Regions from separate parts of the Mus musculus genome. Here regions 2 and 3 are each linked to region 1. Evidence: chromatin loops called from intact Hi-C (ENCODE). Cell type or tissue: heart. All regions are shown on one strand. Links, peaks and the distances in the headings refer to the core of each region. The heading gives the core; the rest is flanking DNA. Region 1 has its middle 14 kb from the start of Gm13373. Region 2 holds the start of Fcnb (ficolin B). Region 3 overlaps Col5a1 (collagen, type V, alpha 1).

The links. Peaks named below come from ENCODE experiments on the same cell type or tissue, not always from the same donor. Only the 100,000 strongest peaks of a DNase experiment are listed, where the experiment ranks them.
Region 2: a loop joins it to region 1, with 2.0 times the contacts of the local background. A loop is called at or near these places in 3 of 42 quality-filtered maps.
Region 3: it touches region 1 in a loop (11-fold over the local background); 13 of 42 quality-filtered maps call a loop at or near these places.

What each region holds. Positions count from the first base shown.
Region 1 is chr2:28,413,131-28,423,421 of GRCm38, forward strand. No RefSeq gene overlaps it. Among named protein-coding and RNA genes, the nearest start is that of Gm13373, 14 kb to the left of the region's middle. In heart, for the core only: a CTCF peak has its summit at 5,145 (motif pointing left); a DNase peak (open chromatin) is centred at 5,141; H3K27me3 peaks cover 1,404 bases.
Region 2 is chr2:28,081,577-28,091,867 of GRCm38, forward strand. It overlaps Fcnb (ficolin B), which reads right to left and starts at 3,302. Exons shown (of 9, transcript NM_010190.1): 1 at 3,215-3,302; 2 at 1,330-1,443. The coding sequence starts at 3,281. In heart, for the core only: a CTCF peak has its summit at 4,747 (motif pointing right); no DNase peak of the experiment used is centred there.
Region 3 is chr2:27,978,743-27,989,033 of GRCm38, forward strand. It overlaps Col5a1 (collagen, type V, alpha 1), which reads left to right. Exons shown (of 66, transcript NM_015734.2): 26 at 1,730-1,774; 27 at 2,295-2,348; 28 at 6,307-6,351; 29 at 7,979-8,032. Among named protein-coding and RNA genes, the nearest start is that of Gm13372, 49 kb to the right of the region's middle. In heart, for the core only: a CTCF peak has its summit at 5,326 (motif pointing right); a DNase peak (open chromatin) is centred at 5,348; H3K27ac peaks cover 2,438 bases.

The DNA of each region.
Region 1 (10,291 bases), core at 4,083-6,582:
TGGGAAGGCTGGTGGCACCACCCCCATGTGGGCGGCAGACGCAGACTTCTCCTGGTGCTATCTCCTCCGCACCAGATCAGGAGATGCCATGGGAGGATGGGTTTGGCACAAGAGATGAGCTTCCAGCCTCTCAGTGCCACCCTGGCCTCTAGGAAGATTACATTCAAACTTACACTCGGCACAGTCCCACTGACTCCCAACACCCTGTCCTGCCCTCTGTCGATCCTTCCTCACATGGATGACCCTAGCCACTTTCACTCAGCAGACTGTTCCTATGGGAGAGCTGAAGCCCCAGGGCTTTTACCCCTTAGGATCTTTTCCCAACCAGCCAGTCTTAGAAAAGTGTTTCTAAAATAAGAGGATGGATGCGTGGATGGATGGATGGACAGATAAGTAGATAGATAAATAAGTTGATGTGTCAGTGACAAGGTAGATAGATCTGTGGATAGATGGATAGATGATGGTGGACAAGCTGCAGGTTACATGGGTGGATGGATGAATGGATGACTAAATGAATAGCTTGTGGATATATAGAGATATATATAGATATATGCAAATGGCTAGATACGTAGCAAGTGGGTGGATGGGAGCATGGATGGATGAGCAGATTGATGGATGGATGGATGGATGGATGGATGGCTGGATGGATGGATGGATACATGTGTTGGGTGGGTAGATAGATAAGTGGAAGGATGGATGATAGATGGATAGATAAAGGATGGGTAAATGGTGGGTGAGTGGAAGAATAAACGAGAGGATGCATGGATGCATGGGTGCATGGATGAGTAAATGGATGGACAGATGGATGAATAAATGAGTACATGGATGATGTGGATGGATGGATGGATGGATGGATGGATGGGTAAATGGATTGCTAAATATGTGGGTAGCAGATGAGTGGACAATGGACAATATGGATGGGTACACCCATGAATGGAACTGAGTGGATGAACACCCAGGTGGCATGAATGGATGGATAGACAGAGGATGATGCAGGGTTAGATAGTTGGGTAGACATAGATTATGTGCTTGGCACACAAATGGAAGGACAGTGGACGAAGAGGAGGACCGGGACAGGGCAGGACCTGGGCTTAGATCCAAGGTTGGAGGTGTGAGAACAGGAAGCCCAGGGAGGTGGACTATTTGCCAAGCAGAGCAAGACAGGAGTAATTAAGCCCATGTGCACTTCCCAGAAGCCCCAGCAGCCCTGGCTTCATTAAGGTGCTGGCCAGGGAAATCTCATCAGAAATAGAAATTGAGGTTTGGGCTGCTTCCAGCTGCACACTCTCTAATTCCAACCCAACCACAGCCCAGGAGGGCCCAGCCCACAGTGTCCAGAAGTGAAGAACCCAGAGCAGGAAGTGTCCCTACCTGGATGACACCCCTGACCTTCTGAGGCTCTATTGCCCTCTCCCTCTGGGAAAACCCAACAACACAAATGCCAAGCAATGCCCGGCTTCAGACAACTCAGGATCACCTTCTGTGATCACAGCCCATCCCCCACCGGAGCCCACACATTTCTGTCTGTCCTTCCTCACATGCAGATAGATTTGACAGCCAGACATGTCTCCTCCCTATGTAATCCTACTCATGCGAGTCCCACACAAGACTTTCAATCAGGTTATCATTGCTTCAACTTGCACATGGAGAAACTGAGGCTGACATGAGGTCGTGGTCCCATCAGTGACTTGCCCAGAGTATGGAGTCCAAGGTGTCTATGTGATCAGACTCAGCATCACCAAAGGCATCCAAACAGCGTCACATGCACGGCCAGCACCAACCTTTGCCATCATCTGCAGAGTTGGCACACACCGATTCAGAGGGACCCAGATGCCCACTACCCAAGGAGGCCGAGTAGTCCAGGTCTTGGCCTTGAGTGCTCCTGGCATCTCAGACCTGCAGTACCAAAAACCTACCCTAAAAACCTGTGGCATCTGGACACAACATCCCCATTCTACCAACCTTGTGTTCCCTTTATTTTATAGGTAAGGGAGGCCTCTGCATCCAGCTGAGTGAAGCCCTGGGAAACGCCACATGACTGAGGTGGGTACAGGCAGCCTTCCTAATGCCACATGACTGAGGTGGGTACAGGCAGCCTTCCTAATGCTTAGTGCGTCAGTAGCTGCTGCTGTGTGGCCCAGAGGCAGCGCCTTCCCCTCGCTGGGCCCTCCCAGCACCTTCTCTAGAGGAGCAATGGAGAGGACCCCTTCCGAGCCCACTCAGCACGGTCTGTTCTGTTCAGCAAACCCAACATTTCTAGACCTCTCTGCGTTCATGCCCACACATCCAGAGAGACAGCACCAGAACCTCCCTGTGTTGCAAAAGGAACAAAGGCTGTTTCGTGAGCAAGAATATAAGTTGGCGCCAGCTATAGAATTCTCTGCTTAGTGACCCAGTTTCTCAAGGGGGAGGGGTAGGGGGTTCCGTGTCAAGTTGGAACAAATTAAAATACATTTGTCTTTCATTCGGAAGGAGTCCAGCACAGCAGGAGAGCCAGGCACGGCCTCATTCCAGCATGCCTAGTGCCAAGTCAATTTGCAAAGAGAAGTGTACACATGGCTTGGGGGCAGTGTGGTAGGCCCTTGGGGGTGGGGCTATGGCTCATCCCAAGGCCACTGGCAGTTTGCCATACTCTGTCCAATGTGATGCTGACCGGTGCTTGTGGGTGAAGCTCCCCACCACCCCAGAGTGCTTCTTCGGGGCTGATAGGGATGACAGCCTGCCCCGGTCAGCACACTGTATCAGAGTCCCAAGTGTCACCGATAATCATAGGAACAACAACAATATCACTTACATTTGTTGGCTGCTATGTGTGGGCACTGGGCCAAGCCCTGCCTGTGGACAGGTCACAGGCAGATAAGAACCCAGGGACACAGCAAGAACTGGGGATCAACTTCATCCAGTCTGTCAACAAACACTTCTCTTTTCCTTTAAAATCTTTTTCATACAGTCTATTTTGATGTTTTCCCTCTCTTAGCTCCTCCCAGATTCTATCCACCCATCTTTATATTCTCTCTCTCTCTCCCTCTCTCTCTCTCAAAACAAAGCAAAGCAAAACAAAAGCATAAAACAAAACCAAAATAAAACAAATGAAGTAAAAATGCCAAAATGAAACAAAATTAAAAAAAAAAAAATCCTGTGCACGGTCCTGCCCTGGAGTGTGGTTGATATACCCAGTAACACTCCACTGCGGAAAAACTGGTTTTCCCTTTTCCAGTAAGTATCAGTTGCAGACAGCTTCTTAATTAGGGCTGGGAGCCTGTGGTCACTGGCTCTCTCGGTGCTGGGACCCCATCTAGCTTGAACTTGTGTAAGCAGTCTCTGTGTGTCCTTGTGTGCAGTCTCTGTGTGTCCATATGTCCATCAGTCCTGTTGTGTCTGCAGGACAGTCCTGTGGAGTCATCAGCCACATCTGGTTGGCTCTTAGCATCTTTCTACCTCCTCTTTCACTTAGACCCCAGTTCTATGCACTGAAACCAGAGGAATTCTGGGCTCCAATAGACAAAGGGCAAAGCTGCTTCCCCCACCCTGGGTGACAGAAAACACAAGCTGTGCACAATGAGCTCTATAGCCAGAATGAGGCCACAGGGCGGGGCCCTGCCTGGTGAAGCACAGGTACCAGGAGAGGCCATCAGACAAGGATGAAACAAAAAAGGGACATGGGGTCCTGCAAACCCTCCAGATAGACCATGGCATGCCTTGAAGGCCAAGTCAGGTCTCAGAGTGCCTGAAGCCATGAGTTCCTAGGGCAGGATGGAGGGGCCAGGCACTTGATATTTGCTGAGTCCTCATACTGACTGTGTGGAGAGGGTTGGAGGGCCAAGATAGACTCGTGAGTGTGTGTGTGTGTGTGTGTGTGTGTTGTGTGTGTATGAGTGTCTGTATGTGTGTCTGCGTGTGTGTGCATCTGTGTATGTATGTATGTTTGTGTGTGTATGTCTATGTATGTGTCTGTTTGTGTGTCTGTGTCTGTGTTTCTGTGTGTATGTCTGTGTGTGTGTTTGTGTGTGTGTCTGTGTGTGTATATGTTTGTGTGTGCCTGTGTGTGCATGTGTGTATATGTGTGTATGTATGTGTGTTTGTGTGTGTGTGTCTGTGTATATGCATCTGTGTGTGTCTGTCTGTGTATATGTGTGTGTGTGTATGTGTGCATTTGTGTGTATGTCTGTGTCTATGTACTTGTGTCTGTGTATGTGTCTGTTTGTGAGTGTGTGTGCATATGCACATATATGCACATGTGTGATGTGTCTCTCAGTCTCTCTGTGTCACCCTTTCCCATCCCTCCCTCTCTTACTTAGTCAAGGCCCTCCTGACCTCTCCAGACCTGAGTCTTATGTCAGGAAAAGCTGTGAACAGCCACAGGGTGATGGAGACTCCTGCTCTAGGCCTGTCCTGTAGGTGTGCCCTCATCCTGGCCTACCCTGACCTGTCTCAGGAGGACCCCACTGCCTGCCTTACCCACATTGCTCCATCTACCCCTCCAAGCTGCAGGTTATCTCCTGCCTTTCCTGCACCCTTGAAATTCACATGTCCTTCCTGCCTTAAGATGGCAGACTCCATATGGAGACCCTTGTCCACCTCTCTGGCCCATCCACCTTCACTGAGCCCCTTCTGGCCTGGATCTCATGAGACTACTCTCAGCCCCATCAGAGCTGACCCTCAGGCTGCCCCTTGGCTGAGGGACCAGCCAAGTACAGTGAGACATGCAAGGTGACCGCCACACCTCCCAAACAGCCCCCAAATGGTACAACCCATAATGACCAGAAAGCTTTCCAACTAAGGTGGAACTTTACTACAGGACAGTGGAGAGGCCAGGACACCAGACCAGAGGCTGAAGAACCCACCAAAGGCACTCAGTGAATAGCACTGAACTGGACCTCTGTCTCCAGGTTGCAGGCCCCTGCTCTGTGCCCAGTGGTTGCCCAATACATATCCGTGCCCACCCCAAGCTGCAGCAGGAGAAGTACCCAGGCCCCACACAGGCTGAGGCCTGTGAAGCTCCTTATTCCTCTGACACGGACAGCACTGCAGTCCCAGAGCTCTGCAACCTGCCTCCCTAAGTCACCAGCCACCAGTCAATAACTAGCTAGACACCAGCTACTTGGCACTAACCATTATAGATAAGCTCACAGCACCCCCTGGTGGATGGCTGCAGGCTGACAAGCACTTTCTGTCCATCCTGGCACCACCCCTCCAGCCATCCTGGGGCCCAGAGGCAAAAAGGCATGAGGCTGAAAATGGAAACCTGGTGCTGTCCCTAAGGAAAAGTGAAAAGAAGAAAGACACCTGCCTAACAGACAGTCGGAAGCCTCCTGGCTGTGAGGGTCCCTGTCTCTAACATGGTGGAGCTCAAGACCCAGAGTTCACCTTTCACAAACTGTCTGTGTTTTTCTTTGTGCTAAGGCTTTTCTGGGGCAGCCAGTGCTACTTTGGAGAGATCCACACACTGGGCTCTTGTCTGAGCTTCCCTCCTCAGCTAGGCAGGACAGAGGACCAGCAGAGTCACTCTCCTGAAACTGCCCAGAGCTTCAGAGGCCTGAGAAGAGGTTGCAGTAGCCAAACTGATGAGCTAGAGGCAGCTGGGACTGACTTAGGCAGCCGAGAGTTGGATACAACCTGGGATGGGGGAGGAGGAGAAGGGAGGCAGGGACTCTAGAGGGAAGTGAATCCCTCCATCTTGGCGAGTTGGAGCCAGGAGCCAGGGTTGCAGTCCCAGGAGCAAGATCCGAGAGGAGATAGGAGTCTAGTCTCTCTAAGCTGGGGGAGGGGGGCAATGGCCAATGCAGGAACTCTGCAGAGCTCTGTGATTGTGGGGCCACTGAAGTTACCAGTTCACAAGGCCACAGGAAGGCACAGGATGTGCCAGGCTAGGCTGTGGGTATAACCTGGGGAGAGTCCAGCCAGGAGGAGGGAGCAGAGATGGTATGGAGCAGGAAGGGCAGAAGGAACAAGATGGAGCCTTGGTGTTAGGTCCACAGCCAAGGGACCAGGATATCACTTAGCAGAGCCATCTTTGTGACGTAACAGCAGCCTGAAGCACCTGGCCTGCCTCAGTTTTCCTCCAGGATCTTTGCCTGTTCAGAGCAGAACCCAGTGAGTGACAACAGCCTGGCTTTGGCCGGCAGCCTCAGAGGACAGGTGACCCTTGCAGTGACCCCCCCCCCCTGAAACAAGACTTCCACTTCTGGAGCAGAGGTCTGGGAACAAGTTCTGCCCCTGGTCATCAGGGACAGAGTTGAGACACACACCCCTTCTCTCACCACAGCATCAAGAGCTGCTCACAAGTAGGCTGTGGAGTGGGAAGCAGAATGTTCAGGAAGACAAGGTGTACCCCCAACCTACTGAACCCCAGGAGCACCCATGAGAACCACAGAGAGCCTCGCTGTCCTTGGGGAGACTCGACAACCAACTTTGCAGGGCAGATTGGAATGGTCTTTGCAAAGCTGATTCTCTAGGTGTGCCTGTCCTATAACACTATACCTAGCACTTCCAGAAAGCGAAAGGAGCCCAGAAAACTCATTCTACTAATGTAGTTCTGGAACCAGGGTATCTACAACACTGGCCAACGGGAAACTTATTATGTTGTTTGTTTGCAGTTGGTTTTTTTTTCCTTCTAACAGCTTGGAACCAAGCACAGACATCTAAACAACCATCTTTATTCCAACCAGCCTCCCTTCCCACATTCTGGAGTATATGACCAGTGGCTACCTCGGAACCTGGACACCTCCCTTCCTTTACCAGAGTCGGATAATGGAAGCCAGGGAACCTCAGTGGGTGCAGGTTTTAAGAAGCCATATCGGAACAAAGAACAGGGAGGGACAGAGAGAGAGAGAGAGAGAGAGAGAGAGAGAGAGAGAGAGAGATCCTGTGCTCATCCCAGAGCCTACCCTGCTAGGCTCCCAAGGGCTGGTGGGATGACTGACTGGTTGTTTTTAAGTATTTGAGAAATCAAAGGAAGCACGCTGCTGCCCCCTGCTGGTCATTCTCCTCCCTGTGCCCAGTGGCACCAGCATTCCTGCAAGGCCTGTTCCTGGAGCCTGCTGGGAAGGCCTGGATCCACTGGGACCAGGTTTACCAAAACGCCAGAAGTAGGACAAGGACCACAGTGAGGTGAGACAATGATCTCACGTACAGGGTGGGCACAGGAGAAGCTAAAGAGTCACCAGGATAAAAAAAAAAAAAAATAGGTAATACACCTGTTTACAAGTGAGACTCTCACTGGGCCTGGTAGTGCAGGCCTATAATCTCAGATACTCAAGGTGGGGCAGTTGGATCACAAATTTTGGTCCTGCTTGGACTACAGAAGGAGTTGAAAGCCAGCTTTGGGATTTTCTGTTTCAAATTAAAAAGTTAAACCTGAGCCTAGCTCAGTGGTAGAGTGTTCGCCTCTCATGAACAAGGCCCTGGGCTCAGCCCTAGAGCTGAGAAGGAAAAGCCAGCCTGGAGATAAAACTAAGCTGCAAGAGCACTTGCCAAGCATGCATAAAATGTACGGGCCTTAAGCTCCATCCCAGTACCACATATACAGCCGTAGCGGTGCAAGCCTGTAACCTCCACACTTGGGAAATAGAGGCAGAAGATCAGGAGTTCAAGGCGAACGCAGCTACACAGTGAGTTCAAGGCTAGCTTAGGCTGCTTGAGACCTTAGCTCCCTCTCTGCACAATTATCATGTCCATGGGAGGGCAAAGTGCTCATTAGAGACAGCCTCTAACCTTGCCCAGTACTCCCCCAGGCCTGGATGATACCCAGGACTATGTAGGAAAAGAAACCCAATTCCTAAAGGTTGTCCTTTGACCTCCACATACTTACTGTGGCACAGTCAAAAACAGACAGACAGACAGACAGGCGGACGGACAGACAGACACACTCAATAGATAGATAAATAAATAAGTAAATAAATAAATAAATGAAAGAAATGTCCACAGAGCTAGAACGAAAATAAAAGCTAGCCAGGTGGGGGCTGGAGAGATGTCTGAGCGGTTAAGAGAGCTTGCAGCCAAGCCTGACAACCTGAGTTCAATCCTCAGAACCCAACTAAAAGGGAGCCCCAACCCTCATGGTCTCATTGAGCTGTAGATTTCACCATGCACGTTGTCTTTCTTGGAAGTGGTCACTTGGGTTGAGGCTCTGTGACAGCTTGGATGAGAATGTCACCCACAGGCTCGTGTATCTGAGCACGTGGTCCTTGGTTAGTGGAGATGTTTGGGGGAAGTTATGAAACCTGCAGGATGTGCTCAGAGCCTTGCTGGGAGAAGCACATCACTGGGCACACGCTCTGAGGGTTTACAGCCTCAGCTCACTTGCGGGTCACTCTCTCTGCTTCCAGCGTGCTTCTGAGATCTCATTTCTCAGCTTCCTGCTTCTGCTGCCATGCCTCTCCTGTCGTCATAGACATCTAACCTGCTGGAACCAGAGGCCAAAATGAACTCTCCCTTAAGCTGTCTTTGCTCACGGTGCTTTATCACAGCAACAGAAAGGACACTAATTCAGGCCCTATGGGTCATTAGGAGTTAGATTTCCACGTGTCTGTATTAGACATAAGTCACTGGGTCAGGCACCATGGTGCCAAAGTCTAGTTAGTAAGGAATGGGGTTTCTGGTTTGTTTTCAGCCTGCCCCACACCCATTCTTCCACCCTATAAGCATCAGGGCCCTGCCGGTGAACTGTGAGGGGTTCACCAGGAGGGCTTTGAGTCTCGCCACTCAGAGTAACCCCTTTGGGCCCTGAGACACCCGTGGCAGAGTGTTTCTTCCCTAAAGATAGTATGAAGGGCTAGGAAGATAGCTCGGTCAGTAAAGGGCTAGTAAAGTGCTTGGAAGCTGGAGGACATGAGGTAGAATAAAAAGTCAGATGCTGTGACACACATCTGTGTCCCAGGCTGGGAGGACCAGAGACAGGGGAGGACCCGGCTCGCTGGCCAGCCTGGAAATGAGTTAGTAGCTAAAAGCGTTTGGTCTCACAGACACCCAGGGTCAGTCTCCAGGAACTATATAGTGGCTCGCACCATCTGGAACACTAATTCCAGAGCATCTGACACCTTCTGGCTTCCACAGGCATGGGGTATGCATGTGCCACATCTGTATATATTACACATACGCAGGCAAACACTCATAAACAAAATAAACAAACAAATAAATAAATAAAGCTAAATATTTAAGTTTAATAAGGTGGGTCCTGGCATAATGGCATTTGCCTTTAATCCCAACACCCGGGGGGAGATAGAAACAGCATATCTCTATGAGTTGGAGATTAGCCACGTCTATATAATGAGTTACAGGCTAGTAAGACCCTGACTCAAACTAAAGAAACATACAGTGGAGACTGATTAAGGATGACAACCAGTGTTGACCTCTAGCCTACACATGCACGCACACACACACACAGAGAGAGAGAGAGAGAGAGAGAGAGAGAGAGAGAGAGAGAGAGAGAGAATTAACATGAAGCCATACCCCAACATGGCTGCTGGTAGGGGTGGTGACACTGAGGATGCCAATATCTCTGACCTTCTACCCGCTCTGTAGTGACATCTCTGTTCCTCCCCCTAGTGAGCTGAGGCTGCTTCCACCAGCGGGACAATGAGGCCTTGTGTTTTTGGAGGTGGTCAGTGCTTGGAGGGGCTCCCCCTGGGGTGGGTTCAGGTAAGTGGAGAATTTGAGCAGGTCCACCAGTCAATAGCTGCCACTCAGCTGTCGTCTCCATTATATCAGCAACCCAAGCTGGACCATGTGCCCCAATAGGCACCCACCTCTGTTAGGGGAGAGTCCTGCCTCCTCCCTGGTTCACCCCTGTGTTAGAAAAGACTCCATAAGAAACATAGTCAATAGCCGGGCGTGGTGGCGCACGCCCTTAATCCCAGCACTTAGGAAGCAGAGGCAGGCGGATTTCTGAGTTTGAGGCCAGCCTGGTCTACAAAGTGAGTTCCAGGATAGCCAGAGCTACAGAGAAACCCTGTCTCAAAAAAAAAAAAAAAAAAAGAAAGAAAGAAAGAAAGAAAGGAAGAAAGAAAAGAAAAGAAAAGAAAAGAAAAGAAAAGAAAAGAAAAGAAAAGAAAAGAAAAGAAAAGAAAAGAAAAGAAAAAAAAGAAACATAGTCAAAGCCCAACAAACAACCAGAGGCTGGAGAGATATTTCTGCAGTTAAAGAGTATTGGCTGCTCTTCCAGAAGACCCAGGGTCAATCTCCAGCACCACACGGTCTGTCCAAGAGGACAAGAGGATTTGGTGCCATCTTCTGGCCCCTTCAGGCACTACACATACATGGTACAAAGACATACACGCAGGCAAAAATACTC
Region 2 (10,291 bases), core at 3,465-5,964, 330 kb before region 1:
AGAGGAAGCTTTGAGAAGTGCACCAGAAAGCAGAGTTTCTTCATGGCCTCCAGGTTCCTACCTGGAGTTCCTGCCCTGACTTCTCTGGATGACTGACTACAAGCTGGGAGATGAGATAAACCCTTTCTTCCCAAATTGCTGTTGGTCATGGTGTTCCATTACAGCAATGGATGCCCCGACTAAGATGTCTCCTACCTCAATGGAAGCTGTGAGGTGACTACAAGGTCCTCCTTGCAAGTTCTGATCTCAGGCGCCACTCTGGCCCCAGCACAGCACTACTGGTCTCTGCAGGAGCTTGTAGGCTCCAAGCTTTCATTGTCGGGTGTGCCCAAAGGTGGAGTGGATCTGTCTATCCTCTACAGATGGATATGAGGGTCAGGAGAAGCAATGTCACTGGAAGAACACCTCTGCAGGCCTACTGACAATACAGTGCCCGGGGCACACTAGTTCTCCCCTTGAGTCAAGTTAGCAATGCAAGCTGGTAGCAATTTAGATCTAGGGCAGTGAGATCCAAAGCAACACCTCTCTCCCATTGCTGGCTATCTCATCCTGGCCATGGGACAACCTCTTCTCCCAGGTCCCTCAATGGGGCTCTGGAGACAGATATCTCTCCCCTTACTGGGATCACAGTGGTGAGAAGGCAAGTGAGACACAGTCTGGGACCACCCACATTGGCTTCAAGCCTGGCATCTTCTCACAGAGGTGTCCAGCTTTGTTCTGTCCCCACCAAATCATTGCCAGGCTGGAGTACCTTCAAGCAAGGGGCTCTCCTGCTGAACCCCAGGGCACATCTGGCTCAGGAGACATAGGTACCAACCACGGTCCCCACTTGGCGAGAACAAGTATGCTTGAGGTCTCCACAAGTGCTAATGTTGTGGTTCTGTGTCCTAGTGACTGTACCCTGCAGCAGATCCCATATGGAGGCTGCCCCACTCTTCACTGGAGGGCCAGCTCAGGAAGAGGCTGGTCGTTTTAAGCCTCTGCTCTATTATGTGAGGCAGGTGAGGAAGAAAGCCACAGCCCAGCTTTCAGGTGGGGCTGTGAAAGTGTCTGTTTCCTAGATGTCTTACAGTGGCCAAGTGGAGCAAACATAGATAGGGGACCAGGGGGCGGGGCTGAAAAGCACGCCTGAAGCACCTAAGTAAGGTGGTCCAGAGAAGCCCTCCTGGGCCTTTCAGACTAGTTGGACCTTGTTTTTGTCACTGGCCATTCTGTCAAGGCATCTGGTGTCACGGAGGGCCCGAGGTGTCCTTTCCGGACAGTAATGTGACTCTGGACCCCTCCACCATTACTGCCCCCTTCCATATCCCCTCCTTCCCCAGCACACACCTCTATCTCCTTTGGCACCTGCCTCTCCCTTGGGCCCTGCAGCTCCAGGCAAGCCAGGGCAACCTTGAAGGATGGTGAGCTGCTTGTAGCCTTCCAGATCTAGGACCTTCAGTTCTGCAGAACAACACAAGCATCAGTTGGTACTAGCATCATATGCCACCTGCCTTGAGAGCAACTGCCAGCTCAGCCATGTCAGGCAGAGGGCTGTGGACAGAATCGGCAGAAGTCAGGTCTTCCTGTGATGGAGATGGGCCCATCATTGCCTTGGGGAGCTGGGCAGATGGGAGGGGCATGCAGGACAGATCTGTATCCGGTGGGAGTGGGACTGCTTGGGAATGAGCTCTCCAGTTACCAGTGCTGTCATTTGACAGATCACCCAAACCCCGCCCCCGTGTCTGCCTCCTCAGCCCCACTCAGTTGTAGGAACTAAAGCTCAGGGGTTAAGAGCACTTACTTCTGCAGAGGTTGCAGGTTTGATCCCCAGCACCCACATGGTACCTTACAACTGTCTGTAACTCCAGTTCCAGAGGATCTGATGCCCTCTTCTGGCTTCTGCAGATACCAGGCATGCAAATGGTGCACACACATACATACAGGCAAAACAGCCACACACACTTAAAAATATGTTTTCTTAGAGAATAGGGCTGTAGCAAGGACTCAACTTGAGAATGAAAATTAAAGTCTTGCCGTCATTCTAGAATTTAGAGAGGGCTTTGGAAATGGTTATGGAAAAACAAGAGTCAATCTTGCTAGGAAACTGAGTTAATGTAACATTTTTTTTTTCCTCCAACTCATGAGGGTTGACCATGGACTACAAGAGGTCTTCTAGGGGAGGGGACATGCATGCTCCAAGGCACAGCTGGAACCCAACAGAAGTTGCTACATTTTGTAAAATATTGTTAATTTGTGAAATTCATATCTCTGCAGAAGAACACTTGAAATATCAGACTAGGGCAGGGTTCACTTTGGAGACCAGAGAACTATCTTTGGTATGCTTCTTACCAGGTTTTTGTTTTTGTTTTTTATTTGGTTTGGTTTGGGGGGATTATAATTATGACAACTCTCCCTTCCCTTTCTCCAAATCCTCCAAATCCTCCCAAACTCCATGCTCAAATTCATGGCCTTGTTTTTCATAAATTGTTATTGTTTATTCATACACATATAATATATGTATATTTATATACATATAAATTCCCAAATATAACCTGTTGAGCCCATATAATGTTACTTGTGAGTATGTTTACAGGGCTCACAGTACAGCACTAGACAATCAATTGATGGAAAGGACCACCTCTCTGGCTCCCAGCATTCCTTAGCTGCCTGGAGCTCTTTGTGTAGGGTTGAGACCTCGTAGGTGTTTCCCTGTCCAGTTTCCCTGCTGGGCTCTTTCCCCTGCAGTGGGTGGGCTGTGTCTTGCTGTTTTAGTCCCTTCTCTAACCATGTCACCACTTGAGACAGTTGCCCTGTGCTTAGGAGTAATATCCCCAGGGGATATCAGAGCAGAGCTGATCAGGAATATTCTCCAACCCCAAATCCTTGCCCATATGTACCAGGAGACTCTGGGATGCATCTTTACCAAAGTTACCAAGGGGATGTGGCAGCCACAAAGTAGAGGATCCTAGCATCTCTCTCCAAAGTCCCTAAGAAGGTGGAAAACATAGGTGTCATCTTCGTCTGTGAAGTTCCTAGGGTCAGGCTGAAGGCCTCAGGGTCAGCATCACAGGCCCACAGAGTCTCCACCTGAGCCAGTGCTAGCTGCTCAGAGTCTGTCCTCAGAGGGTGACACTGAGCTGACAGGAGCTTCTCAGAAGAGGTGGGCACAGGGACACTAGAAGGCACTGAGTGGGTAGTTAACCTGCTCTCAGGGACTTAGAGTCCTTCTCACCTGGGCATGTGCCAGCCGCATGGACAGTCAGGGTCAAGACGAATAGTGCAGCAGATCCCAGGGCCATGGCAACTGGTCGGCTCCCAACCCCCTCTATAGCTTTGCAGAGACACTCTGCTCTTATAGGGCAGGAACTCCATATCCCCACCTTGGGCTCCAATGTCCCAATCCCCAGGAGATAGTCACTTCCTGGAGGCCTCTGGTTGCACAAGAGACCTAAAATAGTCCCAAGGGTATGTCTGTTCTTCCAGGGAGGCCTTTGGAGGTTCACTTCCCCTGCAGAGGCATCTGAGCCAGGTCTAGAGGCACCTCTGTTTGCAAAAGGCCTGCCTTGCTGGTGGCTTAAGTCAAACATACTTGGGAGTTCCACATTCCCTTCCTATTTTTCATCATACTCTACATTGTGTCTTGTGGTTAGGTGGGATTCTGGAGGAAGGACCCTAGGATAGTCCAGAATGAGCTGGTAATTGGGGATTTGATGGAGGGGGAGTCTTGACATCCCAAGACTGTTTGTACCTTGTCATTACCGGCTAACAAGGTGGAAGAACTTACCTTGCATTTATAGGACTGAAGTTCCATAGCCTGCAAGGATCAGACACTGAACGCCAGTTTGTGTGAGCTCCAGTGAACGCCAGTTTGTGTGAGCTCCAGCCAGTCAGGGGCTGCTCAAGACACCCACAGGAGAAGACATGTCTCACCCCCTCAACCCTCACCTTCCACCTTCAAGCTAAATTCTGTCTTTTGAGCACTGTACCCTGCATGCTCGGCCTAAACTGGCAGTAGTTGTTCAGCTGAAAGGTGTGGACATCTGAGGTCATCACTTTGAGTCAGAGGGTGACAAAGGTGGGTGGTGGGAACAGAGTGCTGAGTAGGTCACGGCCACACTGTTGGCGACAGGAGGATAGACACAGGGACAGCCAGATAAGAAACCTAGCAAATGGTGGGCTGACCAACTCAGCTACTGCACAGGCCTAGATCCAGGGTTTTGAGTTGACTTACCACAACATCTACCTCTGAACTCCTGGAGCCTGTGTAAGGGCCGCTCCTACAGATCCAAAGCTGCTGCTTCCACGACAAGATGTTTTCTATGCTATGCTCTGTTTTGTTTGTTTGTTTGTTTTCTTTTGCAGGGAAGGTTGCAAGGGCAGATACAAAGGAATGTGGAAGTAGATGAATGGGATTGGGGTGTGTGATGTTAAACTCACTAAGAATAAAAAAAATAGTTAAAAAAAAATAAACCTAGCAAAACTTTGGGATACCTGCAGGCACATCATTACCAAGTGTGGTGCACAGCTCCAGACTGCACTGTTGAGCAAGCGGGAGCAGGTCTTTTCTGAGTCTCCCAGAACTGCGGAGCCAGGCCAGGCAGGCTCAAGGCTCAGCCAGGCAAGCCTCTCTGTGCCAGCTAGTCGGTTCAAGATGGATATTCACCAGGGGCTTTGTCAAGACAGAGACAGGGAATAAGTCTTTGAACCCAAATGGCAGCTGCCTTAGCTGCCACTGCTCCTTCTGCACGGCCGCCAGAGGGAGATGTCACCAGTACAGTCCTGTAATGGGGATTGCTACTGAGATGTGGCTTACGACAACGCAGAATGTTGATGCCGTGGTTCAAACATGGAAATGTAACTCCCCTTGTGATAGGACGATTGTAGGAATTGAACTCCTCTGTAGTGTTTGGAGTTACGGCCTCTGGAGGGCAGCTGTGACTAAATACGTGTTTTGGTTACTTTTCTATTGCTGTGATAAAAGGTCACAACCAGGACAGTTGATAGAAGAAAGTGTTTATTTGGGGCTTACAATTCCAGAGGGTTAGAACTCAGAATGGTGGATCAGAGGCAGCAGGTGAAAGGCAGTCAGAGTTGAGCGCTCACATCTCAATGGCAGGCAAACAGGAAGCAGAGAGAGGGCACTGGAGATGGCAGGAGGCTTCCAAAGCCTCAAAGCCACTCCCAGTGGCATAATCCTGCCCAAACCACTCCACAGCTGCTGAGCAAGTATTCAAATGCCCAAGACTATTGGGGGACATCTCATTCAAAACACACAGTGAAGATGCCAGGGAGTAGACTCCATGATCAATCCTGGTGGCTCTATCGGAAGAGAGATGACCAGGACACATGCATGTGCAAATCCACACACCCACATGCTTGCAAATGTTTGAGTACATATACCTTCATGCTTATACACACAATATGAATGAGCACATGAACATGTGCACATATGTATAGGCATAAATATAGACACAGTATGTACATATATGTACATTCACTGATGCATGTATATACATAAGCATACATGCACACCTGTATACACACGTACACTCATATATATAAAAACATACACGAAGAGTGCCAGCAAGATGGCCATCACTAGATGGAGACCATGGAGTTTGCGTGCCCAGAGTCATGAGCCATAACAAATCACCTATTCTGCAGTTTGTCAGTGACACAAAAGAGACAAATAAAGCCAGGTTCTGTCACATTCAAGTACTTGAAATTTGGCTGCATGAGAACCACTGACCTCTGGTAACAGCAGTCTGGATATTCAGGATTGTCAATCCTACTGGAGACAAAACATAATGAAGGCACAACCACAACTGCTAAGCTCTGGAAGCATAAATCTTGAAGAAAGAAAGAAAAAAAAAAGGCTTCTGGCTTCTTTTGACCATGAGAATTTGCCAAACTCAAAAGCTGCTAGACAGCGGTCAGAGCCAAGGGCTGGGAAGAGTTCAGGTTTGGGATCCAGAAGGGCTCCACCCTAGGAGTAGGGTGAGCTAGCCCTCAGCATTCCTACATTGTATTCTCAGCCTCTGAGAATGCCAGGGGGAAAAGCTCACTTCTAGAAACATGCAGGATTTTGTCAAGAAGTAGGGACCTTCACCCATTGTCATGGAGGATGCACCTAGTACAAACACATCTGAAAGCCACTTGGCATCGTGTCCACAATTCTCCGTGACCAGTGAACTCAGCATCCAGCCACGGTAGCTCATCTATGCTCAGCAAGAAGATGCTGGGACACGCTAGAACAAGAGGCCCACCTGTCACAGGGGTTCACACTAGGGAAGCCTGGAACAGCAGCTTGCTGGAATTGACTCACAACCAAGCACTAAAGAAACAGATTAAAAATGCCAGGCAAGTGTGGGACAGTAGACCATGCCAGGAAACTTGGCAAGGTTGAGTGGACCCCAGATCCCAGCACCCAGGCTCCCTGCTCCCTACGAGATTCCTGGCCCAGAACACGTGACCACACTCCCCACGTTCATGTAGCCCAGAACGGAGTTCTCCATGCTAATGAGGTATCTAGAGGCCCTGAGGATTTAACCAATAAGTGTCTCTTTCCGGACATTTCTCCCTGCAAAAGGCATCTAATTTCTGCTCCACCCTGAGGGGTTGGTATGCACCCATTTTCCAAAAAGAACAAAGAGTTTGGAACCAAGGATGTCTCTTTCATCAAGAACTGCTGTGGGGAGCACGGAGAAAGCCTTTGCCTACCGAGCCACACTGCCTAAGTCTCCCACAGAAAGCCCCTCTGTGCTTCCAGACAACCGCCACTAAGATAGGGACTTTTTCCGATGAGCTAATCTGGCATTTCCCATTCTCTCAACCCCTGGTTTGTCATCATCCCCAGGCCTTGGGCCCCCAACTCCATTCCCAACTCTCCATGACTCAGTGGTGTCTGGATGTCCAGAAGTTTAGGAGCTCCCGGGACCTCCTCATCACAGATCCGGGGACCCCTGACTCTTCTTTCCCAACTTCTCTATTTGGTTTTCCAGTGGTGACAGCTATGTCTCCTGTGAGGACATTTACTTTCAACCCTACCGTGCTACAATGGGCATCTGCCAAGTTCAGAGACCAAGAAAAAGGGCTGGAGGTCTTCTTGACCCCAAATTTGGGATAATTCCTGTTAGGGAGGAAAAGAAGTCAAGTATCTGAACCACCAAGTCTATGTGTTCATATCTGTGGGGCCCCATCGCGTTAGCCTTAAGACACTCACTTCACCCTTTCTTCTTGTGGATTTAATTGTACTTCCTCCATCTCTATGTTCCCAAGTAGCCAAATCCCCTTTTTCTGTCCCTCCACAGACTCCTATCTGCAGGGGCCTGACTCTGGTGGTGCAGCATTAAAAACCTCGAGATCTTTCTATTCCATTGTCCCTGGTGTAGGACCCTTCAGCTCAGGGGTCCTGAACCCTGGCTCCCCATCCCCTGCACCACTGAGATGCTGCCTGGTTGAGTCCTAAGGAAAGCCCTGGGCGTTTTCTTCTCCTTTGCCTCTGCAGACAAACACCACAGTCTGAAGTTCAGGAAGTAGGCAGACATCAAGCAGTTGTTGTGGAGAACACCCAAGAGTTGTCACAAGACCCAGCACTTTGACCCCCAAGTGAAGACCAGAAAAGAATGAAGATTTCCACATCCACACATCTGTCAGTTCACATCTGTAAGGTCACAAGGCTCCGAAGATGGAAGCTGTTCCGTGTCCCTCGGCTGGTGGGAGAACGAGCAGAGCACACACCATCCTATTTGGATGGTGTCATATGTCATCCGCTATACAAAAGAGCAAAGTTCTGGCCTATTCCACACTGTGCATGAGCTTGCAGAAAGAGAGCCAGGCCACACTGTACAAGCCCCTCCCTCCCCTCCCCCCCAGAACAGGCAGATTCAGAGAAGGTACAGATGTCAGAGCCTGGGGCAAGACAGAGGGAGGCAAGAGAAAGACCAGTTAAGGGTCTAGGGTGCCTTTCAGTTGATGAACATTTTCTAAATTATTATGAAATTGTAAAATGTGCTGACAGCACGTGAGTGCAAAAGGTAAGAAGGAAACCCCACTGAATTGAACACTTCAAATGGATGGATTCCCTGGTGTGTGGATTCTGTCTTAATAAAGCTGTTAAAGAGTAAAGGGACTGGGGAAGAAGCAGATAAAAAGGCCTCCTGAAGGCCCCAAGGACCAAGCCGAGGATCCTTAGACACTGTAGGTGTGTGTGTGTGTGTGTGTGTGTGTGTGTGTGTGCGTGTGTGTGTCTGTGTCTGTGTGTGTGTGTGTGTGTGTGTGTGTGTGTCTGTCTGTGTGTCTGTGTATGTGTGTGTGTGTCTGTGTGTCTGAGTGTCTGTGCATTCACACACCATATTGTTCCTATGGTACCCAGAAGACAACTTGTGGATGTTGGTTGATTCTTTCCTTCTTCCACGGGGGCCTAGGACTGTAGTCAGGTTGTTAGGCTTGGTGACAAGTACCTTTGCCCACTGAGCCACCTTGCTGCCGCCACCTTGTATTTGTGGAACAGAATCTCCCAATAGCTGCTCTTCTCTCTGTCCTAGTAGGCTGGGCTGGCTGACTGTGAGCCCCTAGGTCTGCTGTCTTCATCCCCAATGTGTTGGGATCATAAGCAAGTGGCAAGACACCCAGTTCTTTTCTCTTCCTTTATGTGGGTGCTGGGGCTTGTACTCGGGTTCCTATGCTTGTGAGCATGCGCTTTTACTAAGTTCTCTTCCTTCTTTCTCTTCCCCCTCTCTCCTTCCCCTCTCTCTTCTCTGCATCTTCTCCATTCACTCTCTTTCACCCCTCCCTTCCTCTTGTCAGACCCCTTTCTTTCACCTTCCTTTGTTAGGAGCCCACGCTGTAGTGACCCTGCCTCCAGAAAGCTGCTTTCCAGCTATGTAGTATTGGGAAGTGCTTGGCAGCTCTGGGGGGGGGGGGGAGGGGGGCAGAGGGTGTGAGGCAGGGTATCAGGCAGTGCCAGCCTCAGAGAAGCAAAATTCCCAGTGGGAGCTGCTGAGGTCAGCCCAGGTCATGAGGCAGACGCATCTGGGGCTAGGCAGGAAGCATTCCTCACCCATGGCCTGTTTTAATTTCCCAGAGATAATAATGGGGCACAGAGCACCTGCCAGGCACCTGAAGACAGATGACCAGTGCTTGCAGCGTAATAGTCTGTGTCAGAGAAAATTGGAATTTATATCTCCTGAGGCAGAGATCTCTTCACACTGCGATGCCTGCGTCCCTAGAACGCTGGGAGTCTGCCCTGGGCTGCTCACTGGAGACACAAACAAAGACAGAGTGCTGTGGAGGAACTCTGCTCCCCAAGCCCTATTTTTAATATCTTAATTGAGTCTACAAGCCCTAGGACAGTGTGGAGCAAACAAATCTCATGATACTCTTCCTCTAGCTCTGCCTGGGATGAAGGTCACGTTCACCTTCCAAAGTGCAGGTGTGGCAAATCAGACAAGCGAGGCTGCTGCTTTCCGTTCTGTCTTTGTGGTTGTTCTTGCTTAGGTCTCCATGTTTTAAAGCTTGTGAGCAAACCAGAAAAATCCAAGAGAATGTCCCCACCTGAGTTAATCTAGTCATTCTTAAAACCCCAAATCCACCTGCAGCCTTTTGTTCCCGGGGCCCAGAACACAATCTGCTTTGCACTTGATTTAAGCATGCTGACAGGCCTCTGCTCGCACGCCTGCACCAAGGCAGGAGTGGTACATGGCTTTCATATATAATGCATGAGCCAAGCAGTGATGGATGCAGGGACGCAGAGCGTGGTGCTGTGTGGACCCTGTGTGCTGTCCGCCCTGGACCTTCATTTTTGGAGCTCCTGCACAGACATATTTATTCTGGATAAAAGAATGGGATGAGGCTGCAGGGACATTTGTTCATGGAAGTAGATTTAATTTTAAAACTCAAATTAGGACAGGATTAACCTTGCTGAAGGGTACTGCGACATGGCCAGAATGTCTAAAACTCATCCCAGTGTCACTGTATGGGAGAAACACTGGTGTAATTAAACATTTATGGTATGTAAATGCCTTCTCCTAAGCCTCTTTCCTCCCCACAGTCCTCTCTGAGATGCTGTCTCTTGCCCTGTGGAGTAAATGCAGGCACAGGCCTCGCCACATGGCTTTTCTTCCATCCTGACCCTGCCATTCTTAGAGACAGGTGGGTGGGCTAGCAGGCGTGTGCATACATGGCTGTACATACGCACACAGAAGCAAATCCCTGCCAAGGCTCCTTAGAGACATGCTCTCTGCAAGCCAGAGAGTACCTTGTGTGGTCTCTGTACTGTCCTGTGCACTGGAGGAACTGGAGGTTTAAA
Region 3 (10,291 bases), core at 4,362-6,861, 430 kb before region 1:
ATGAACATATATTACTTTTTTAATCAGAAAAATATCAAATACAAATAATTTAAGCTTTATTATTTTTCCATTATGAAAGTAACATTCACCATAAAATATTGGGGAAATGTGCAGTGGGAGAGGAGAGGGAGAGGAAGAGAGAGAAGGAGAGGGAGAAGGAAGGAGGGAGGGAGGGAGGGAGGGAGGGAGACAGAGAGAGAGACAGAGAGAGAGAGAGAAGGAGAGGGAGGAGGGAGGGAGGGAGGGAGGGAGGGAGGGAGAGAGAGAGAGAGAGAGAGAGAGAGAGAGAGAGAGAGAGAGAGAGAGAGAGAGAGAGAGAGAACAGCCTAGCCTTGCACAACAGGAAGATTTGTCAGTGTTAAATTTTCTTCTCTTCTCCCCAGCCTCATGGTTACAAAATGAGTCCTGGGCCTCTCCGCTGCAGTTGCTTCCTTCTAGAACGCAGCTGAGACTCATCTAAGGCACCTGGGCAGCCGTGGCAATGGTGCCCCAGCTCCTGCCCCTCACACTCTGCTAGGTGTTTGCTGAGCACCTGGGGAACCTCTCCTTGGTGTCTCTGGGGCTTTCTGCAGTGTAAGCACATGCAGTTTCCCACATGCCTCTGAAGGAGTTCCACATGACGAGGGCATCTGCGTTCTCTAGTGACCCTCACTGCATGTCCTGGCTTAGGACTCCTGAGCAGATCCATATGGTGGCTGGGCACTGAGAAGAAGAGCACAGGTCTGCCTGTGGCGGGACACGCGCTCCTTGGCGTCTTACATTCAACCTTGCAGCCTTAACCTCTGATACCCTAGGCACATGTAGGGCGCACGGACCTACTGCAAGCATGATCATCATTTCTGAAAGGCAGGGGCTGGTCCAGCTTGTCCTCTGGGCCAGAACAGCAGCCACAGTCCATCAGTGGGTGCCCTAGTTTCCCTCCAAGGTCACTGGACTCCCACATGGGAACTTTGTGTCCCAATTCACTTGTTAGGAGCTTTATAAAATCAATTATTCAACCACAGGAAACAATGGAGCACATGCTGGGTTCTTCCCCTCAGAGACAGAGCCCCAGACCCACTCAAGCTAGAGCAAGGGTTTATCTTTCCAATGCTCACCTGAGGGAGAATGGGCCTAGAGAGCACAGAAGACTTGCTCAAGCATGCACGATAGTTTCAATGTATCCAAGGTAGACTTGAGCCCCTCTCCATCACCTGGAAAAGGTGGGGGCCAGAGTGCATGTTCATAAGTGAGCACTGCCTTTTTGCTTTCCTCTCTCCCTGAGGCTCTAACCACAGGGTCAGCCTGCTCCAGCAGAGCCTCTGCTGTATTGTGGAGGATGTAATTAGTCCAGGCACAGGTAGGTGAGACACGGTCAGAGGACACAGGTACCTCTGCAGGGCCACCTCTCATCTTTGCTCAGTTTCTCTGGACTCAGGGACCCTCTGGGATGTGACTGAAGCAATTTGAAGTGCTGAGGCACTCAGTCAGGTGACAAGATGGCCTTCTTTCTGCTCTAACTGCCTGCCCTTAGTTTCCCCAAACAGCCAGTTGCTGTGTTTGGCAGACATTGTGTGGCCCTTGCTGGTCCTGGAAGTCAGGATCCAGAAGTCTTGTCTAAGTTCATTATCCTGTGGGTTCATTCTGTGAAGAGGGCAGAGCTGGGGGGTTGGGACATAAATACTGCTAAGGTAGAAGGCCTCTTTCTGAGCAGGTGGCTAACTAATGAAGACCTTCTCTATTGTGACAGGGGCACCCTGGAAAAGAAGGTCCTCCAGGAGAGAAAGGAGGCCAGGTGGGTACCCACAGCACCCTGCCTCAGCAGCCAGTCTCTGTATTGGTCTCCTAAGACCAATGGGGTCTGGGGGCATGGGGTGAGGGAGAGGCAGTGCCTGGACTGTAAGCTTCAGTCAGTCATGGGAAAGGGCTTTTGACTACTGAAGGATGCCATCTCCCTAGACAGGATACCCTTGTTCCCCTCAGCTGAAAAGTGTCTCACCTCAAGGTCCCCAGGAGGGAGACATGTTATTTCAATGACCCTGTTTTTTCTTGACCCAGGGCTATGTTTCCTTATATTACATAGCAACAACTCCCCCCAATCCCTCTGGGCCTCCTGAAGCTGGACACAGCATCTGACTGTCCTCAGATATTTTTGCTTTTTGAAAGGCATCACCCACTACCTCCATCATCAGCATCAGTACCAGTGAGGACCACAAGGCAGGGCCTCCTGCATCTCCCACAAGGCTAGGGTCCCACAGTGGTTGCCCAGGTACTCACACCTGAAAATAGCTAATGTTCTTTCACTTTGATCTTAGGGTCCTCCTGGCCCCCAGGGTCCCATTGGCTACCCCGGTCCACGAGGAGTCAAGGTAAGAGGGACTCTGCAGCTCTGGGTCTTCATAGAAGTCAAGGTGGGAAGGATGTATGTCCCTGGCTGGTTCCTGGCAGCTTCTCTGTTGTTAAGCCCTGCTCCAGGCACTCTAGAGTAGCCTAGTTCCCCAGTTCAGTATGCACATGCTGGGACCTCAGACAGCATGTCTGAGCAGGTGAGGATCTTGCCTGCCAGCTAGGGGACAGACTGCTACAGGATGAGGGATTACCTCCTAGACAGCTTGTGAAGAAGTGGGGACACTGTACTGGCCACCCTCTTGTGTTTACCATTTGTTCATACCAGGCTGACCTCTGGAGCCTTTCATGGATGTGGATCTTGTGAGGCAGGGGCATGGCCAGCCTAGGGAAGCTCAGAAACAGTCCTTTGAGCTACTGGCATGTTGGAAGAGGAAAAAGACTAGTATGTCCTCTCAAATCCCCAGCAGGCAGGGTTCGTGAGAGATGTCCATTTGTTTACAATCGTGTTTCTGCTGGTAGAAATTCCTGGAACCTTGTTAAGTGGGGCACAGAGTGCCAGAGCAATATTGAGAGCAAGGTCCCCTTTGTCCCTTCAGCACTAACTGAGTTTGCTCTGAGCTGCATGATTTAATCTTGAGTTCCACGGTTCCTGGGGCGAAGGCACATTCCTGTGTAGAAGATGAGCGTCTTATCGACAGGGTCTCTTCCTTCACCATACAGGGACTTTGCAATATCTCAAAGCTCCAGTCTCTTTCCCCACCCCAGCACCCGGCAAAAATGATAACAGCCCCTTCCTTCAAACTGACATGAAGGGGAACAGAGGTGTGCCCCCCTGTGAGTGTGCATATATGCAGAAGCACACCACAAAGCAACTTCAGTTTGAAGAATTTATATAAACATGACCCAGGCCGCTGCCCCACCCATGTACCTTGTGGTACTTTCTGTCCAGCATTGATGCAGACCCAAAGTATACAGCTGCCCTGGGTTGTGGAGGGTGGGGAGCTCACAACCTCCGTGTTCAGAGACTGTCTGGAATCCCTCCAAACATGGTACCCGCGTCTAGACTTGAACCCAAATGGCCCTGTTTCTGTGCCTCAGAAACCCTGACATCCTAGTTTCAAGAGTGACCTCTCGAAGATGGCAGCCTTAGGCAGGTCAGGTTCCTCCTGAAGCTTGCTTTTCCTGACACTGTGCCTACTGAAGGCTGGGAGGGAGATAACTGAGCAGCAGCGCTGATTATAGGAGCTCTACGTGTGTTTATCTTACAAATTTCTGTCTCCTACCCCAAGCCTTTGGCAGCTCCTATACATGGCTAATTGCGTAAGGCTTCCTCTGCAAGCTGAAAGGTGTTTACTTTAAAATGTTTATGGAGAATGCTCTTATCTATCGATCTGGTTCAAATTCACTCAGAACATGAGCAATCCAGTTAAGACTTGGAAGCAGAGAGGGAAGCAAGCATTAAGACAGTTTTCACAAGAGCAAGAGATAGTACTGCCCCGTGTGCTCTTGAGAACTGACGTGGTGTTGGCCACCTCATGAGTGCCAGGCTCACGGGCACAGCAGAGGTAGGTGTGGGAGCTGTCACCATTAGGGTAGAGAGATCTGATTATTTCCTACCCAGGCTTCTTCCAAGATGGGGTTCTCTCATGGCCTGTCTGCTATAAGAAAAATCCCACAATCTAGGGTTTTGTAATAGAGACTGGAAGTTCAAGGTCAAGGTGCAAGCAGATCATCATTTGGTTAGGGTCGCTTTCTCCTTCACAGCCTGGCTCTTCTCACTGCAGCCTCATAAGGTGGAAAGAGCAGACAGCCTCTCTCACCCCGCTCCCCTACTTCCCACCAAGAGTTGAACTCGGGGCTTGCCCACATCCCCTGGGCACTCTACCACCAAACTAAATAACCCCCTTATTTTTAATCGTTGTTTTGAGGAAGAATCTCACTAAGTTGCCTAGGTGTCTGGTCTTAAACTCATGCTCCTTCTGCTGCAGGGTCATGAGCAGTTGGGTTTGCAGGTCTGTGTCAGCTTCAGGGTCATGAGCAGTTGGGTTTGCAGGTCTGTGTCAGCTTCAGGGTCATGAGCATTGAGTTTGCAGGTCTGTGTCAGCTTCAGGGTCATGAGCAGTTGGGTTTGCAGGTCTGTGTCAGCAGGCCTGAACCTGAGAGATCATCTCTGCTGGGTTCTTCTGTTTATGTTTCTCTCCACCACAGAGATGCCTGGAAGAGTGTGGTGGGTGGGGCTCTAGGTCTCTCCTATGGAGACTTCTAGATATCCAGAAGGCATCTCAGGCAAAAAACAGTGCCCAGAAACCATTGGTTCCAAGGCAGCTGTCCAGACAGGGCACATTGTACCTTCCTGAATCTGTTGGACCACAGATGTTCTTCAACTCCTGTTACTTAGGTGCATGTGGCAAGCCTTGCTCACGGACTCTGTGTAGACATGTCATGATATCTCCATGTCTGCTCTACGCTCCTCTTCATTTTTCAGTTTGCTGCCCAACATTGACTCAGGTTTGAGCAAGCACAGAGCAGACTCCCTAGAGTCAGCACTCCTTCCTTAGAGCCATTCCATCCATGGCTGCTTTCAAGGGCCAGGATCCTAATGGGCTGGGCACCTATGCTGTCAACCCACATCCATTTATTTGGTGTTGGGATGAGTGAGCAAGAGCTGCTCTGACCCAGCTGCTATCCAGATCCATCCTGTTCAGCAGCTGTCCTCTTGCCCCTCCATTCTTCATTCTAAGCTGTGCATCATGGGATACTGAGTAAGGATGTTGTCAACCATGGGCTTGTCTCTTGATGCTCCAAGCCCTCCTTCCTTCCAGTGGTTGAGATCTCAGGGTACCTGTCCACCTGGCTTATAGCTCCTACCTTCCTGTGTCAAAGCTCAGATCTCAGCCCTGACTCCTGGGTCTGTATGTCTCCATTCCAAAGAGCTTCTTTCTAAAGCTCTTCCCAGCCCCAACCTCGGAACTACCAAGCCTATGTGGATCTCTGGCCAGCAGAGGGCAGCTGGTGGCACCTGGGTCTAGAAGGTGGCTCAGGCCCAGGCTGCAGCCTCAATCATGAAGAAACTGAGCCTTGTGACTCCTCTGCGGTCCTAGGCAGAGGTGGCTTGAGGCAACTCCTGGAGTCAACAGTGAGTCCATGTAGGTAAATGTCACCCCTCTCAGGAGCCCAAGGTCAGAAGGCATGGGCGGTTAAGCTGTGGCTCCATCTGTTACTAGGTTTTATGACTTCGCCTCTGACAACAGAGGGACTGGGACCATTGATAATAGAAGAAAGGGGGCCTGCTGTGTGTCCTTAGAGCTGTGTCTAACAGGGATTCCATGTCCACCCTGGGCTGAGGCCAGCCATACTCATTGTGACATTAGTTGGTGCAATACCATGTCACCTTTCAATGATAATGCAGAATTAACACAAACAGCCAGTGCACAGCATTTTTCTACTGGATGTCCAGTATGCACAGGGCACTGCCCTGAGGACTTTCAGATCACCCTTTTTCAAACAGTAGAGATAGGCTAGAGTCCTTGTCAATCCACTTCCAGATAAGAAAACAGGCATGCAGAAGTCTGGGACATCTTCAGAGGCCACAGAAAGGGTCAGGATCTTAACTCGCCGGCCTGCATTGAGTTTTTCCTAGCTGCAGGATTGGGGGACTCTTCCTAGAACAGGCAGGCATGCTAGCCTGGGAAACTGTTGGCAGGGCTTTGGGCCGTTAGAAAGGCAATATCAGGCCTTTGAGTAATTTGGGCAGGGGAAAGTATGGATGTTTGTGCAGAGGCCAGGGTAGGAGTTAAGGACAGTGGGGGCCTCACATGAGCTCCTGTCAATCAATGAGAGAACAGGAAGTACCCCTCCCTCCAGAGATGGAGGTATGTTGGATGAGGACTCATCTAAGGCTGGTCCATACTGCCTGTGGGAGCTGTTCCCTCTTGGGCTGTGCGTGTTTGTGATCACTCTCTATTCTTGCTTGCACAGGGGGCAGATGGCATCCGAGGTCTGAAGGGCACCAAGGGGGAGAAGGTAAGAATCTATCCCCTTGAGGGTGGGCTGTCTCAGTGTGGTACAGGACTCAATGGGGTTGCCTCCGAATGTGGAGGGGAATTGATGCCGTCCTGGTCCTAAAGGAGACTGGGGATCATGACACTGTCAGCATCTCCTGGGCTGGCCCAGAGCATCTACCTAGGAGGCCCTAGGGTGGCCACATGGCTGTATCCACATACCTTCGTCCCCCAAGTCTCTCCCTGCGGGTCCTTTGCAGGCAACAGTCCTCATGGTAGTCAGTTCTCACCTGAGAGGCCCAGAATTCCTACACAGAGTCTATCTAGTTTTACAGTCCAGTCTCAGGCTTAGAGCCAAGGCATGTGAAGGCACGTGCAGCCCGGTGACACTTAGCATATAAGCCACAATGTAGAATGTGGTACTGCCTGCCATGTTCAAGGCTGTATATCAGGCCTATGTGGATCATCTTGGTTAATACAAAGCTAAATAATGACACCCTGAATCACATAGTCAGAGTGCCCAGTACCCCTGGCAGAAGAGATATCCCGAGCCTTGTGGAACTGTGCAGCAGCCAGCCACTTCTGTCCCTCCATTTGGTGGTAAGAGGCCTGGCATTTGGATGGGATCCGACCATTTGAGCTCCATCCTATTGGCTGTAACTACTGGGTGTGGTTGCCCTTTGTGTCAGGCTGTGGCATTCCCTGTGGAATCTAAAGGCTATGAGAACAGACCTGACACCCGCATCTGCTTATGCTTGGAAGGTATACATTGCTTCTCACTGGGTACCTGTGGACAGTTTTTTGCCTCCATTACTGACTGATCTGATAGCCTGAAAACTATTCTCTAAAGACTGCTTTAAGGGCTATGGTTGGGGACATCTCAAGGTAGAGCCTGTGTGGTCTACCTTGAACTTCAGGGTGCTAACCACCTGGCCACCCTTTGGGAAGATCAGGCCAAAAGGTCTTCCATTTTCCACTATTTCTAGAGCACCTCTCCCTGATAGAGTAGAATCCTAGATCTCCTTCTGCAGGATCAGGAGAATGGGTTTGTCTTTTGAACAATTCAGCCAAGAACATACATACATGGACCTCATAGGGGTTTAGGGAAAAAGCGAGTTCTCTTAGGAGCAGATGCCCACTTGCTCCTCAGAAGGACTCTTTCCAAGCCCTCTGTCCCAGATTTCCCATTCTTTTGGGACACTTTACTACTGGACGGTCCTTCTGAGGATGGTTTCCAGAGCCTCGGCTTTATTACTTTATCTTGTCTTGTTTGTCTTCACGAGACAGGATGTGTCCCGTTACATACTTGGAAGGATATGACTGGGTTACCTGATGATGGTGCCTTACCAGGGAAGTTCCTGGGCTGTTCCAAACGACCCAGGAAGGCAGATTAAGAGGGCTCTAGGGAGAGGGGTGCCCGAGGATCTGTGGGTTTAATACATTGTGCGTACTGTAGCAGGTCTAAGGGATGGGTAAAGGCCTGTGGTATGCAGGCCTCCTTCTGTGCAGGCTGTATGTTTCCTCCCTGGGCAGCTCTCCTGCTCCTGTCCTGGGCTGGGGCTCCGTGTTGTGCAGGCCCATTGTGAGTGGACAGTAGTGTGGTGGAGTGGAGTTCTCTGTAGACTGATGTTTTCTTTGTTTCTGTTCAGGGTGAAGACGGCTTCCCTGGGTTTAAAGGCGACATGGGAATAAAGGGTGACCGGGTGAGTGTCCTGGGCCTAGGATTTGGGCCAGGGACAAGCAGAGTGAGTTTGGGGACCTGCATGAAAGCTTCGGGTATTCGGGACCACAGAGCAGCTTATCAGAAGGGAGACAAACACTTCTGCAAAATCCTGGTCTGAGGACAGAATGTCTGGAGCCCAGGGCCTCTGTGCAGTGCTCTCTAGCCTGCTCCTCAGTCTCCACTCCAAAGCCGGGGTTGCTCTCACCTGTGTTAACTCCAAGGACAGCTGTGGCTACTGTCACTCTACCCTGAGTGTTGGACAGGTGCCTTAGTGAGGACTGGGGACCCTGGATTACAGAGAAATTTGATTTCAGAGGATGAAGAGGAAAGACTGGGTGGAAACACTCCAGGCAGGCCCATAAGCAAGCCCCTGTCCAAGGTGTAGTGGATGGCTAGCAGAACTATGCGCTGTTGAGGATCTGCAGTCCCTCCTGCAACCCTCCTGAGGGTTTGCTCATCTCCTGGATGCACCCAAGTCACATTTGAAGCCCATACAAGCCCAACACCCTGCCCTCTGCTGCTCTGCCATGGGTGAAGCCCACAGCCCAAACACTCTGGTGTCTGCTGCTGGGCCATGGGTGAAGCCCCCCACAGCCTGGCTGTTTTCTGATACATTGTCCGTCCCAGCTCCAGGGAAAGCTGTTGGTACAGAAAAGGGTGTGGCTTGCTCAGGTCAGGGGTTGGGGAGGGTACTACTGCCCAGCACAGCAAGCACAATGAACCAGGGGTTAACAGTGACACTGAGGGCGGCTTCTAGGAGCTGATCTATAAAGTCGCCTATTAGCTCCTGCTGAGAAGTTTCCCCACATCTTCAGAATAACTCAGAGCCTGACAGAAGGTGACACACTGTGCGCCTGGTAGCCCAGCTGTTGCACACACCTGAGTGCCGTCTATCTGTTAATTCTGGCCTGTTGTCTGCTTGTATAATTATCTTCATAGCAGGCCCTGAAAGCACCTTTGCCCAACATCCCAGAACAAGAGGGCCTATATACTTGACACTTTGCCACAACCCGATGGGGAATGTCTGAAGCCACCTGCTTGTCTGTCAGAAGAGAAGAATATAAAAGGGACTTGGTGTTCTCTTATGCTGCCACTGATGGTGACTGCTCCCGGTCTCCTCCAAGTGAAGGATTCTCAGTGCCTCTGGCTGAGGGGCAGAAGTCCCTTTGACTCCCTCTTTCTGCTGACCTGGCACAGACCATTAGAGTTCACTTAACTGAGGCATGTGTGGTGGTGCATGCCAATAATCAGTGGCAGGAGACAGAGGCAGGAGGATAGATATGGGTTTGCAGCCAGTTTGGTGTTTATAAAGAGACTAGTTGGAGATGATTTAGAAATGGGAGATAGGAGTTGATAGGTAGACAGACAGACAGACAGACATAGCGAATCACACAAAAGACACTTCCTGGGAGCACAGATCAGTTTTCAGTAGATGACGGTGAGCTAGGGAAGCAGGTGCTATGGTTTGCTTTCTCTACAAACAGAGCTTTGCTCTGGGCTTTCTGTGGGTGCTCAGATGTGACTACCTAAAGGATTAATGGGCTATAGGAGTGCCTCCCAAGGACAGGGGGAGGGCTTCTTAGCCCTGCAGTTGGTGCTCAAGAGCTCGGATGTCACTTGTCTCTGAGCAGTCTGTTTTGATGTGAGGGCCATCCATCTGTCTGCAGCTGCTCTTGGAAGCAGGTAGTCACTGGAGGACTCAGGCATCAGTTGCCGGGAGCTCCAGAGATGCTATTTGGAGATGAGCACAGTGCTTCTGCGGCCCGAGTGGGTTGAAGTCCCTCTTGGTTTAGGCATAGACTTCATGCCTGCAACTAAGGACACTGGATGAAGTCTCTGGGTCTCCCGGGTGTGGGTATAGCTGGCTTACTCCCAGTTGGGGAGAGGTCCCCTTGATGCCTCCTGAGGCTTCAGAAGAAGGTGAATGTGGGGACTGTGACAGTTGGGTCTGGATCAGCTAAGGAACATTCCTGGGTAGGTCTTTGAGGTCCTTTGTCCTGGAGTGATTATTATTCCTTTAGAGAATCCAGAGTAATACAGGGGCAGAGCCATTCACAGCCATTATTGCTAACCAGTTATTTTAGCCAGGAGTCCCTTACCTAGACAGGGGAGTCAGGAAGCAGAGATGGCAGCTATGGTGGCACTCGGTGCAGAGGGTTGACAGCGGTCCAGCTACACCTTGGATTTGCCACTGGTTTTCAAAGAGAGGCCAGGGGAATACGGCTCAGGCTGCACTGCA